2 separate regions of the Homo sapiens genome follow, and region 1 is linked to region 2. Evidence: read pairs that join two places in POLR2A ChIA-PET (ENCODE). Cell type or tissue: Panc1. All regions are shown on one strand. Links, peaks and the distances in the headings refer to the core of each region. The heading gives the core; the rest is flanking DNA. Region 1 overlaps CYP24A1 (cytochrome P450 family 24 subfamily A member 1). Region 2 overlaps BCAS1 (brain enriched myelin associated protein 1).

What was found. Peaks named below come from ENCODE experiments on the same cell type or tissue, not always from the same donor. Only the 100,000 strongest peaks of a DNase experiment are listed, where the experiment ranks them.
Region 1: POLR2A ChIA-PET joins it to region 2 with 6 read pairs; 2 of 35 experiments call an interaction of 5 or more read pairs at or near these places.

The regions. Positions count from the first base shown.
Region 1 is chr20:54,156,614-54,161,012 of GRCh38, forward strand. It overlaps CYP24A1 (cytochrome P450 family 24 subfamily A member 1), which reads right to left. Exons shown (of 12, transcript NM_000782.5): 8 at 2,344-2,510; 9 at 1,473-1,551; 10 at 775-972; 11 at 556-676. The coding sequence ends at 566. Among named protein-coding and RNA genes, the nearest start is that of CYP24A1, 15 kb to the right of the region's middle. In Panc1, for the core only: no CTCF peak of the experiment used is centred there; no DNase peak of the experiment used is centred there.
Region 2 is chr20:53,959,073-53,963,471 of GRCh38, forward strand. All of the region lies in intron 10 of BCAS1 (brain enriched myelin associated protein 1), which reads right to left. Among named protein-coding and RNA genes, the nearest start is that of BCAS1-AS1, 46 kb to the left of the region's middle. In Panc1, for the core only: no CTCF peak of the experiment used is centred there; no DNase peak of the experiment used is centred there; H3K27ac peaks cover 2,316 bases.

The DNA of each region.
Region 1 (4,399 bases), core at 283-4,282, 200 kb after region 2:
GAAGAGCCTCATCAGACTTCTGACCTATAGAACTGTAAGATAATAGATGTGTGTCGTGTAACTCACTAAGTTTTAGTAATTTGCGGTGGCAGCAATAGAAAGCTAGGACATCAGCTCACTCATTAGTTTACAAATTGCCTGTGGCTGCTTTCATGTTCCAAGGTAGTATTAAGAGGATGTGACAAAGACTGTATGGTCCATAAAACCTAAAATATTTGCCAACTGGCCCTTTACGGAAAAAGTTTGCCAACCCTTACTATTCACATGCAAAAACCATGAACAGCTGCTAGCATTTACTGAACACTTAATTGATGCCAGGCTCAGGAATAACTACTTGGTATTCATATTAAATTTTTGTGATACACTCTCTTTGGGTCATCATTTTACAAATGAAAAAAAAAAAGGAAGTAGAGAGTTTAGGGAACTGCTCAAGGTCACCCAGCAAGTTAGAGGTGAGCTGGGATTCAAACCCCAGTCTGGCTGACTTCCCAGCATAGCTCATCCCTCGTCATTCTCACTACCTTGCAGAGGATAATGAACCGCCTAGATGCTCACCTGAGGCGTATTATCGCTGGCAAAACGCGATGGGGAGTTCCCGGCTGGGCACCAGGGTGCCTGAGTGTAGCATCTCAACAGGCTCATTGTCTGTGGCCTGGATGTCGTATTTGCGGACAATCTGTAATGCACACGCACACAAAAACAGAATTACCCCTCTCTTCTTCTGCCTTGTGAAACAGCACAGAACATAATTGCAGAAACCGGTAAAGGTTTTACCCAACAAAGAGCCAAATGCAGTTGAAGCTCTGCTAATCGGCGACCAATGCACATTCTTTTTCCAACGCCAAATGGAAGATGCGCAAAAGGATTAATTTTTTCCTTCTCCTGAAGCCAACGTTCAGGTCTAAACTGACTTGAATCTTCAAAATTGTCTTCACTGGATCCCAACACCTGGGTATTTAGCATGAGCACTGTCTAAACACATGCAGAGACACATAGTATTTAAAATAACCAGAAGAGACCTTTGAATGGCAAAATTGACACAAGTTGTCACCTTACAAATCAAAAGCCAAATCCACAAATTTATAATAATGATGGTTGCCAACATGCGCTGAGTGCTTAAAATGTGCCAGGTAATAAATAGGTAAAGGGCTTTAGAATTGTGCACCATACTCACAACCACCCTGCGCAGCAGATTCTGTTATTAAACCCCTTTTACAGACGAAGTTGAGGCTCACAGAGATTATGTAACTCACTCAAGACAACACAGATAAAAGATGAAACTGAATGCAGGTCTCTGTCTCCATAGCCGTGAATTCTAATTCTATACTATGCAACATGTCAACTATTCTCTACCATCTCTGCATTCCCAAAATGAATATTTTCCAGTACAAAGTCTAGGGAGATCTGGTGAATATTTGCAAAGTGTATCTTCCAAGGTTTTGTAAGGTATAGAATATACAAATTCTACTTACTCCTTTGGGTAAAGCATATTCACCCAGAACTGTTGCCTTGTCAAGAGTCCGAGTTGTAAATGGTACACTCGGCGTAAGCCTGAAAAGATAAAATCAAAGATGTAAAGGTGAGCACAGTCTAAGTTCTCTCTGAAGTGTCAATGGGAATGCAGATTGGATTAAATAAATGCTGCCCAAGTGCATACTCAAAGAGGCAGCATGATCACAGATCTTCCTAAAGAAGTTGTTTTTTTCTTCTCAATAATTGTATCTCTTGTTCCTCTCATCTTCTTGAGTTAGTTAAAACCCCAGTGCAAGGCTGTTTAGTAAACTGTTAACGTTGGTTTTCCCCCTTCATTCCAGACTAAAATGTGTATGTTTCCGTGCTAGCCCTTGAAGCGTGATGTTTGTTCTATGTTTCTCCAATCTACTCTTCACAAAGTTGACAGTATCCTTCTAATCCTAAAATGTTGTGAGTTTTGTTTTCCCAAAAGGATGTAAAAAGAATTTCCAAAAAATGTTTTATACCAGAGGCTCAAAAGCAAAGCTTTCTCTGTGTCCTATTATATAATAATATAGCTCTTTTGTGAGCCTCCATCTCATAACCTTCAATCATGCCCCTATCTTAATTAGTGCTTACAGCGTTCATTAGAGTAGCAAGATTATTGAATTAAAGGGGAGGGCACTGGCTTTCCAAGATTTAATAGAATTTGCCCAAATGATTTAGGAAATGAGTGCCAGAAAAGAAATATGGCTCCAAAGATTTTTTTGCAGTGTGATAATTGTTTCTAATTAGCTAGGGGAAGCCGCCCATGAGTAGGGGACCACTTGTTTTGTGTTTACGAGAACAGTGTTCTAACACATTTATATTGGCTCAGAGATAGGCTCTTACCTCATAGATTCTTTCAGACAGGCTTTTAAATACGGCATATTCCTCAAATCTTCTGCCCGTGGCACCTGATTCTCAGGTAATACACTTTGAATTTCCTTAAGAAGCTTTTGTTGCACTTGGGGATTACGGGATAAATTGTAGAGAATCCACATTAGACTGTTTGCTGTCTGCAAGCCAAATGGACATAAACTTGAGTTTTTGTAAATAACTGCATTAAACCACTATTAGCTGAAAAAAAGGTGATGCCCACCACCTTATTCTGCAAATGTATCAGTGAAGCTCTTTCACGCGTCCTTATAGCTACGCCTTTAGACAAATCCAATATATAAAAAAGCAGACTTATTTCATAAAACATATCAATTAAGGATATATTTTAAATTATTTACTGAGGGAATCAAAGTATAATCCTTTAATCAGCTGCTTTAGAACATTTAAATACAGTTTTTTTTTTTTTTTGAGATGGAGTCTCACTCTGTCACCCAGACTGGAGTGCAGTGGCACTATCTCGGCTCACTGCAACCTCCACCTCCTGGGTTCAAGCGATTCTCCTGCCTCAGCCTCCTGAGTAGCTGGGACTACAGGCATCCACCACCATGCCTGGCTAATTTTTGTATTTTTAGTAGAGATGGGGTTTCACCATGTTGGCTAGGCTGGTCTTAGACTCTTGACCTCAGGTGATCTGCCTGCCTCCAAAAGTGCTGGGATTACAGGCATGAGCCAACTGTGCCTGACCTAAAATACAGTTTGACGCAATAATTGTTCGAACACAAATGAGTACATGTAAAATTGGTGAAATGAGAATATTAGTGGGTTAAATCAATGCCAATTTTCAGATTGTGACAACGTTTTCTCGTTAGACAGGACATTACTATTAGTGGAAAACTGGGTAACGGATGCAAGGGATCCCTTTCTATTTTTTCTTAGAACTGAATGTGAATCTACAATGATCTCAAAATAAACATTTAATTAAAAGTTGCTTGATATAAAAAACATTCATATAAAAATGGAGTAAACAGAGAGGGATGGTGATCCTCAGGGTGTTGCTAATGAGAGGCTTTAAGAGAATGTTATAGTGGAAATGGACAATAAATGGCATTTCTGAAATTTAAAAGTTCCTTTGGCCACACCCTAAAAAGTCACCACAAAAATAAACAGGCACTACCTACACTGAGGGTTACAACCACATGTAAACAGCCCTCATACGAGGGTGCCAACACCAAAAATAAGAAATTCAAACATTGAGCTGAGTACTCCAGCTACAGTTTCTGACAAAGGCCCACACCCTTTTAAGTGGCATCTTTTATTTCCTCTGCACAGGCAATGACTAGAGAAAAAATATTGGTGGAAACAGCCAATGTAGCTTTAAGCTACATAATATTCACCACTAGTAGTCATATGTATTTATTTTTTAGGCCGTACTTTGCTAATTTAAGCCAAATATTTCCTGAAAATGATCATTGTGTCCACCTCCGCAGACATGAAGACGCTGTTGCTAAGTGCCATGTGCCACTCACACAAATGAGCACCAAGTGCAAGACCATTCAGAGATGATGGTTATTTTATTATTTTTGGAAGAAGATGCCTCCAAGGCAGTCTTCTTCATGTCAGAGGACTGGCAGCCTCGGCTGCAAATAAACTGTAGATGCCATTATTATAAGAGTCTAATTTACAAAACAGGAAGAGGGTGTAGCCATCAAATTAGATACACTTTCAAATGGTTCTGATTTTCCAAATGTGACTTTCAGAATAGCCAGGACCAAAAAAGAAACAGATTTAACCATATCAGTGAGTCCCTCACCGCAAGTACCAAATAGAGTTTCCAAAGGGCAGATGACTGTAGCTTTTACCAAAGCCACGTAAGGCAGTCTGAGCCTGTAGGGAAAACTGCAGGGGCTAAGCTGCAGCAGCTGATTTGAGGGGAAGTGGCCTGGAAAACCTCAGGGGCACAAACTATCCTTGATTGACCTCCATGGAACAGACCAAGCTCATTGACTGGCCTGCTGTACCCACTCTCTTGGCTAAGTCTATTCTCCATCCACCAGCCAGAGCCCACTTT
Region 2 (4,399 bases), core at 316-4,315:
TGCTCTTCTTTATTTTTGATATTATTATTGTTTTTAAGAGACAGGGTCCCATTCTGTCACTCAGGCTGGAGTACAGCGGCACAATCATCATTAACAGCAGCTTCAACCTCCATGGTCAAGCAATCCTCCTGCCTCAGCCTCCCAGATAGATAGGACTACAGGTGTACACCACCATGTCCAGCTATTTTTTTTTTTTTTTGAGAGAGAGTCTCACTCTCTTGCCCAAGCTGGAGTGCAGTGGCATGATCTTGGCTCACTGCAGCTTCTGCCTCCCAGGTTCAAGAAATTCTCCTGCTTCAGCCTCCCAAGTAGTTGGGACTACAGGCGCCTGCCAACACGCCCTGCTAATTTTTGTATTTTTAGTAGAGACAGGGTTTCACCATGTTGGCCAGGCTGGTCTCAAACTCCTGACCTCAAATGATCCACCCGCCTCGGCCTCCCAAAGTGTTAGGATTACAGGCGTGAGCCACTGTGCTTGGCCCAGCTATTTTTTAAAAAATTTTTTTGCAGAGACAGAGTCTCACTATGTTGCCCAGGTTGGTCTCGAGCTCCTGGGCTCAAGTGATCCTCCAGCCTTGGCCTCCCAAAGCACTGGGATTACAGAAGGGTTGTGCTCTTTTTAATATACTGCTTAGTGTGAAAGAGGTGGTGTCTGGAAGTTCCGTGTACTGAGGAACATCATTGGTGCAGGTTTCACTAAGATTGACAAACAAAGATCAGACTGTCCTCTCCATAAAATTTAGATCTGTCTACATGGAAAGTGGGTTTTTCCTTCCTCCGTGCCTTGTGCATTGTTCTACAAAGGCCAGTCTTGCTTGAGAAGGTTTAGAAAAAGAAATGAACTGTTGGCTATTTCTTCCCTCCTCATAACCAGCTCTGTCAGCCTTCCCATCACACCCAAAGCTTTGGACACGTAAGGATTTCATTCAGCCTCCAAATTCGGGCTGTGTCGTAAGAGCCCTTCCTACTCAAGCCCATTCCCAAGTGGCCTTTACACTGTGGCTTTGGATCATATCTGTCAACCTTTGGGAATGTTGAGCAGCAAAAAACAAACAAATGCACAAAATGGCTTTTTAGGCAAAAACCGAATGGACATGAAGAGTCACGCATGAGCACTCCACCACCTTCTAGAGAATAAAGTTCTCTCACTTGCCCCCTAGGAGACAGGAATTCTAAACTTCCCGTTAGTTGTTTCAATTTGGCATTCATTAGGGACTCTGTCAATTTAAGGTTTCAATTTGCTTTCTTTCCCCCCATTTCTTTGAGAGCCCTTGGAGAAGAATTGGGATTGAATCAGAAGGCTGTGTTGACAGCAGCTGATCTCAGCTGACATCATGAATCATGAAAACAGACCTCCAGGCTGTCAGGGAGATTACTGCAACAAAGTTCAACTTCTTAAAAAAAAAAAAAAAAAAAAAAAAAAAGAGAGAGAGAGTATCTCAAACTTTTCAGTGATTTTTCTTTATTGCTTATTTTGAGGCATGTAAAGCTGTATGTATGCAAAGGTGACTGAAGTTTGGGTTTACACTTAGAATCTTATTAAATCCATCTGAAGTCACTTCTGTAGCAGCAGTTATTATTAATAACAACTGTTTCCTTCCTTCCTTCCTTCCTTCTTTCCTTCCTTCCTTCCTCTCGTCCTCTCTCTCTCCCTCACTTCCCTCCTTTTCTTCTACCCTTCTTTCTTTTTTCTTTGCAGAGACAAATCAGAATAATTCATGTTGAACTCTGTATTCAAAGGAACCATAAACATAGAAACTTATTTTTTCCAGCTGTCAAAAATAGCAAAGTTACTGTTTAAAGAGACTAAAATTCTTCCAGAGACTATTTAATACTTTGAAGAACAGTTTAAAGACTATGAAGTAATTTCAGAGATTTTCCAGTGTGATATTGAGCAACTTTCTTCATGGAGTTAATTTTTATTCATGACAGTCAAAGGTGAAGTATCTCAGGGCATTCAGCCTGCAGTGTTGAGATGGAATCTACTTGTGGCATTCACGCCTTGTATATTAATGAAATCATTTTTTATTTCTTTCATCTTGTCATGCATTCCTATAGCTTGATACTCTGAGGAATGTTTGAACCATCTCCAATGTATATCACTTAGCTATTCAAAAATCTAGCAAAAGTGTTTGGTGGTCAGTTCACATTTCTTTGAAGGGAATGTTAATGTATTTTGATGGCAATATAATTCAAACACAATTGACATTTAAAAGAAAAAGAATTGGGCTGAAAATTTAATATATGGTGACTATATCTGCAATATTGTTTATCAGACCAGTCTCATGAAAACAAATCCAAGAATGGGATCTACTGAAAATTTCTAGGATCAACAAAGGTAATGGATCTGAGCTTAGTATTTTACCACAATGCTCACTTGAAATGGAATTGGACTAGTCAGGCAAAATTCCCCAGCCAAGGTAAATTTTGTTTTAGTGACAAATATATTTAGAAAACCTATGTGCAAGCTTTAAGTAAGCCATATATTAATTTTCTTCTCCTTTCCCTTATTGTCATTTTAGGTAAGTGCAACAGCTCAATGCATCAAAATGGTACTTCCATAGAACACATTACTAAAGAAATCACAACAATGGAGCATGTGGTTGTTCTACCTTCGTATCCTTTCTGAGAATACCAGCTGCAGAAGCACAGGAAGCAGCAATTACACATGAGTCAAAGGGTGAGCTTTAGAACAACAAAATGACAACAAAACAACAAACTGAGTTGGAATTCTGGCTCTCCCGCTTACCAGCTCCCGGACCGTGGAAAAATCCCATAAATACTCACTAGTCTCTGTGTCCTTATGTCCATCATGGGGCAGAGAGAGCACTTGTTTCCTAGAGTTCTCTATTAATAAATGAGATACTGCGTGCAAAGTGCCTAGCAGACAATAAATAAACGGTAGCTCTCATTGTTGTTACTGCCGATAACTGAAAAGTGCTGAACGACTACAGAGACCCTCTTAGGGTAGAAAGGAATGCAAGTCATTGGTAGGGACAGGAATTGACCAAATTAATGCTTCCTTCAGAAATCTTTCCTTAAAGAGCAAATCAGTATTAACATTTTAATGCTCAGAGAAGAATTTCATATGGAAGACTTTCGGTTTTCTGTTTTGTAACTACCGTCACAGACCACCCTCTTTCCACCTCCAATAGTACATTTCAACAGATTTTGTTAGACTTACTAGATTGAATGTAATTAATTTAAAAAACCCTCTGATTTCATGGCTGCCTCCTCATTTGGACTTTTAATTTACCCATTATTAAAGCTCACAGTATTTCTCTAAGCCTGAGAACATTATTCCAACAAAGATTTTCTTACAAATCTAATGGTCCAAAGAAAGATATGAGGAGGAGTAAATGAAATAAGGTAGGTGAAAATAGTTTGGAGGAGGAAAGCATTTTCAAGTGTAAGGTGTTATTAATATTGACGAAGTATAAAACTGTATCTAGATCTACCACCTTTCTGGTTTCATTTGCCTACCTGCTTTGTGGACACATGAATGCAGTATTCTACCCACTCACTTTATAAAAATACACCAGCACTTCAAATATTCAATTTCTTGACATACAGCTGAATTAATATGTATAAGAATCTTTTCCTATTTAGGGCATGACAGATGTCTTAGATATTCCTCGCAATTGTTTAAAATCCTGCAGGAGCCCGCAGGATTTCTGTGAAGTGCTACATCTCTATGTGTTGAATGCACTGTTAGGACTTACATGATTCTGTTTTCCTTTCCCTAAAATATAGTTATTTTAAAAATGATACTTTTCCTATTTTTATTTATTTATTTAAGACGGAGTCTCGCTCTGTCGCCCAGGCTGGAGTGCAGTGGCGCGATCTCAGCTCACTGCAAGCTCTGCCTCCCGGATTCACGCCATTCTCCTGCCTCAGCCTCCTGAGTAGCTGGGACTACAGGCGCCCGCCACCATGCCCGGCTAGTTTTTTGTATTTTTAGTAGAGACAGGGTTTCACCGTGTTAGCCAGGATGGTCTCGATCTCCTGACCTCGTAATCCACCCGCCTCGGCCTCCCAAAGTGCTGGGATTACAGGCGTGAGCCACCGCGCCTGGCCTCTATTTTTATTTTTATGAGCAGTAAATTTCTAGAGAGAAAAAGATCTCTAGCTGGATGCAGTGGCTCATGCCTATAATCCCAGCACTTTGGGAGTCCGAGGCGGGTGGATCACCTGAGATCAGGAGTTTGAGACCAGCCTGGCCAATATGGTGAAACCCTGTCTCTTCTAAAAACACAAAATTAGCCAGGTGTGTTGGCATACGCTTGTAATCCCAGCTACTCGGGAGGCTGAGACAGGAGACTCACTTGAACTCGGGAGGCAGAGGTTGCAGCGGGCAGAGATTGTGCCATTGCACTCCAGCCTGGGGGACAAAGCGAGA